Regions from separate parts of the Homo sapiens genome. Here region 1 is linked to region 2. Evidence: read pairs that join two places in POLR2A ChIA-PET (ENCODE). Cell type or tissue: GM12878. All regions are shown on one strand. Region 1 overlaps EVC (EvC ciliary complex subunit 1). Region 2 overlaps STX18 (syntaxin 18).

What was found. Peaks named below come from ENCODE experiments on the same cell type or tissue, not always from the same donor. Only the 100,000 strongest peaks of a DNase experiment are listed, where the experiment ranks them.
Region 1: POLR2A ChIA-PET joins it to region 2 with 8 read pairs; 1 of 35 experiments calls an interaction of 5 or more read pairs at or near these places.

Annotation. Positions count from the first base shown.
Region 1 is chr4:5,713,452-5,715,951 of GRCh38, reverse strand. The region is part of intron 1 of EVC (EvC ciliary complex subunit 1); the gene reads right to left. Among named protein-coding and RNA genes, the nearest start is that of EVC, 3.5 kb to the right of the region's middle. In GM12878, no CTCF peak of the experiment used is centred here; no DNase peak of the experiment used is centred here; H3K4me3 peaks cover 861 bases.
Region 2 is chr4:4,504,004-4,506,503 of GRCh38, reverse strand. All of the region lies in intron 1 of STX18 (syntaxin 18), which reads left to right. Among named protein-coding and RNA genes, the nearest start is that of STX18-IT1, 24 kb to the right of the region's middle. In GM12878, no CTCF peak of the experiment used is centred here; no DNase peak of the experiment used is centred here; H3K27ac peaks cover 539 bases.

The DNA of each region.
Region 1 (2,500 bases), 1.2 Mb before region 2:
GCCAACATGGTGAAACCCCATCTCTACTAAAAATACAAAAATTAGCTGGGCATGGTGGCGCATGCCTGTAGTCCCAGCTACTCAGGAGGCTGAGGCAGAAGAATTGCTTGAACCCAGGAAGTGGAGGTTGCAGTGAGCCGAGATTGCACTACTGCACTCCAGCCTGGGTGACAGAGCAAGACTCTATCTCAAAAAAAAAAAAAAAAAAAAAGACAATGGAAAAATGCCTTCGAAATTCTGGAGGAAAATTATTCCCAATCTAATTATTCTTACCAAATTAAGTATAAAGATAGAAGAATATATTTTCAGACATAGAAGTTCTCAAAAGAGTTGCATCCATCCCTTTTTGAAAAAGCTACTGAAGGATGTGCTCCAGGCATGCAATGAAATTACCTAACAAAAGGGGAGTGCCAGGGAATCCCTGAAACAGGATTCAACCCAGAAGAGACGTGAGAAACTCCCAGCATGATGAGTAGCTGCTTCTCAAACTTTAAGAACATGTAAATCACCAGGAGGGCTTATTAAACACAGCTTGCTGGACTCATCCCTAGAGATTCTCCTTCAGTGAGTCTGGGGTAGAGCCCAAGAATATGCATTTCTATCAAGCTCCCCAAGATATTGATGCTGCTGGTCTGGTCCACACTTTAGAGAGCTGTCTAGAGAATAACCAGCTCAAACTAGAGCTTGTCAGAATGTTTCTGGGAGAGATATTTTTCTCAAGAAGATAAAATGGATCAAATATCTAATGCATTCAAATGTCTTGAACACAAACGCACATATGTGGGGGAGAGTTAAATGAATGATAAGTACACAGAATCTAAGCAAATGAAAAAACCAAGGCCAGATGTGGTGGCTCACACCTGTGATCTTGGCACTTTGGGAGGTGAAAGCAGGAAGACTGCTTGAGCCCAGGAGTTTGAGACCAGCCTGGGCAACATGGCAAAACTCTAACTCTACAGAAAATAGAAAAAAAAAAAAAATTAGCCAGGCATGGTGGTGCAAGCCTGTAGTCCCAGCTACTTGGGAGGCTGAGGCGGGAGGATCACCTGAGCCCAAGAGGTCAAAGCTACTGTGAACTGTGATCATGCCACTGAACTCCAGCCTGGGCAATCAAGTGAGACCCTATCTCAAACAAAACAAAAAACAAACAAAAAACAAAAAAAGAGAATAGCTATTAATTTCAGGAAAAACAAAATGTTGTGCAAGAAAAGAAGGTATTCATGACCACAACTGATCCTTAACTTGCAGTAGATAATGTTTGTAGAATTGTAATAATGGAAACACTGAATACAAATTTAACCAAATTCCCCTATAACCTCCGTATTGAGAGTGTGGTGGTGGTGTTGGGAAGAGTGGACATTTTATGGAGGAAGGGAGGCAACAGAGCTAAGTCCTCTTCCTTTCCACAGTGGAGGGTCAACGGCTATTGCACGCAGCCAAAAAAAAAAAAAAAAAATGCAAGCAGCAGCAATATAGGCACATTATTTAGAAATGGGAAGTAAATTCCCAAAATAATCAGCTGAAAGAGTTAACAAGGCCACTGTTGAGAAGTAGAAAATGGGTGGGGCTATTGCTCCTTTTGAACTAATACTTTAAATTATGTGCATGAACAACTTTGATGTAAATAAAACAGGTTTAATGATGAAATAAGTTAAAATAACAAAATAAAACAAAAACAGCAAAAGGAAAGCAATGCAAGATAAAATTGTGACTTGGAACAGAGGAGGAGAACAAACAGTGCCTACAAAGCAGGGAAGTACCTGATCTAGCGTGGAAGGTTAAGGCTTCCCTAGTTAAGAAGGTGATCTCTCTGGGTCCTGAGGGCTGAGCAGGATAGAGTCTAAGAAAGGACCGCGCAGGCGGAGAGAACAGATGTGCAGAAGTGCAGAGGTGTACGGGGAACAGCGAGGTGTCTTGAGTGGCTGGAGAGCAGGATGAGGCAAGTGGCTGGGCACCTGTGCATCAGGGTAGGTGCTCAGGGGAAGGTAAGCCACTGTATGCACCATGCTAGAAAACTGGGCATTATCTTTATTTATTTATTTATTTTTTAGATGGAGTTTCATTCTTGTTGCCCAGGCTGGAGTGCAATGGCATGATCTTGGCTCACTGCAACCTCCACCTCCTGGGTTCAAGCGATTCTCTTGCCTTAGCCTCCCCAGTAGCTGGGATTACAGGCATGCACCACCACACCTGGCTAATTTTGTATTTTTAGTAGAGATAGGGTTTCTCTATGTTGGTCAGGCTGGTCTCTAATTTTTTTTTTTTTTTTTTTTTTGAGACGGAGCCTTGCTCTATCGCCCAGGCTGGAGTGCAATGGTGCGATCTTGGCTCACTGCAACCTCCGCCTCCCAGGTTCCAGCGATTCTCCTGCCTCAGCCTCCTGAGTAGCTGGGATTACAGGCTCCTGCCACTATGCCAGCTAATTTTTGTATTTTTAGTAGAGGCAGGGTTTCACCATATTGGCCAGGCTGGTCTCGAACTCCTGACCTCAGTTGAACAG
Region 2 (2,500 bases):
CAAACGGTTCTCCATTGCTATAATTTTGTCTTTTCAATAACATCATATAAATGAGATCATATATACCCTTTGAAACTGACTTCTTTTAGTCGGCATAATGCCTTTAAGGTTGATTCTAGATGTGTGTGTATCAATAGTTCCTTCTTTATTACTAAGTAGTATCCGTTACATGAAGTTACTACAATTATCTATCACCTGTTGAAGGACATTTGTGTTGTATCTAGTTTTTGACAATTATGAATAGAACTGCTACAAATGTTTGTATACAGATTTTTGCATGAGCATACATTTTCATTTCTCTAGGGCAAATACCTAGGGGATTCCTAAGTTATCTGGTGAGTGTATGTTTAATGGTATAAGAAACTGCCTGTACACAAATGTTCATAGCGGCATCATTCATAATACTCAAGTAGTGAAAACAATCTGAGTATTCATCAACTGATGAATGGATAAATAAAATGTATATCCATACAATGGAATATTATTTGGCAATAAAAAATGAAGTACTGGTACCTGCTACAATATGGATAAACCTTGAAAATATGCTAAGTTAAATTAAAAAACAGGCACAAAGGGCCACTTATTGCATAAGTCCATTTACACATGGTCTCCGACTTACTAAGGTTCAGGACATGATTTTTCAACTTTCACAGTGCTGCAAAAGTGATAAGCATTCAGTAGAAACCATACTTCGATTTTTCGTTTTTGTTTTTGTTTTTTGAGACAGAGTCTCTGTCACCCAGGCTGGAGTGCAGTGCTTGATGTCAGATCACTGCAACCTCCACCTCCCAGGTTCAAGTGATTGTCATGCCTCAGCCTCCTGAGTAGCTGGGATTACAGATGTGCACCACCATGCCTGGCTGATTTTTTTTTTTTTTTTATTTTTAGCAGAGATGGAGTTTCGCCGTGTTGGCCAGGCTGGTCTCGAACACCTGGCCTCAAGTGATCCGCCTGCCTCGGCCTCCCAGAGTGCTGGGATTGCAGGCGTGAGCCACCACACCCATCCCCATACTTCGAGTTTTGGATTTTGATCTTTTCCCAGGCTAGCAATGTGCGGTATGACACTCCCTCTTGATGCTCGACATCAGCTCTCAGTCAGCCATGCAATTATGAGGGTAAACAACCCATACTTTGCAGTGTACTGTGTTGCCAGCATTCTTTGGATATGATTTTGTTCAACTGTAGGTAAATACATCTGTAAGTGTACTGAGCACACTTAAGGTAGGCAAGGCTAAGCTATGATGTTTGGTAGGTTAGGTGTATTAAATGCATTTTTGACTTCCCATATTTTCAATTTATTATGGATTTATTGGGACATAACCCCACGGTAAGTGAAGGAACTGCTGTATATGAAATGTCCAGAACAGGCAAATCCATAGAGTCAGAAAGTAAATCGGTTGCCCAGCACTGGGGGTGTTGGGGGAAATGGGGAGTGACCACTAATGGGTATGGGATTTTGGGGGTGATGAAAATGTTCTAAAACAGATTGTGGAAATATGATTGCACAACTTTCAAATACACTAAAAACCATGGAATTGCACAATTTAAATGGATGAATTGTTTGCTATGTGAATTAGGGCTCAATAAGGCTACTATTTTTTTTTTAAACAGCTACTTATTTTCTAAAGTGGCTGTACAATTTTGTGCTCCCACCAACAATGTATGAGAATTCTAGTTATTTCACATTCTCACCAACACTTGGTATTTTTAGTATTTTTTATTTCAGCTATTTTAATAGGTGTGTAGTGATACATCATTGTTAATTAGCATTTCTCTAATAGCTAATGAAGCCAAACATCTTTCATGTGCCCCCCTTGCCTTCTTTAGTGAAGTGTCTGTTCAAGTCTTTTGCCTATTTTTAATTTAGTTTTTTGTTTTCTTAGTTTTGACTTTGAGAGTACTTTATACATTCTGAACAACAAGTCCTTTGTCATGTGTATAATTTGCAAATATTTTCTCTTAGTCTCCCATTTAACTTCACTTTTCCTTCTCTGAAAGTAAATACTTCTTGCTAAGTTTCGAGAGGTATCAGAGCTTTATTGTCTGTGTACTCCTGTATCCTGAGTGCCTAATAAAGTCTGGCACAAAACAGATATTCAGTTAAGATTTGATGGATGAATGAATGAATGAATTCCCTGTTTTTACTGATAAGCAACAGATTTTTTCTGAGAGATAATAAATACATAAGAAGTAAATCTGAATAGATCATTTTCCTGATTAAAACACTCCCTTCCAGGTATCTCTTTAGAAAAAAAAATAAGTAATCTCTACTCTAGATTAGAAAGCATGGCATGATCCAGCTTGATTCCTTGAACATTTTATGTTCTCCTCCACCTCACAGCCTTTACAAACGCTGTTCCTCTGTTTCAGGCAGCTCTCATGGTATGCTTATGTTTTTGCTTCATAGAATTTTATTTGTAAATACGTGTTTAGTGTTTTTCTCCCTACCAGATGTGTAAGTCAGTGACCTTTACACATTTTTATTCATGTATCCCCTAAA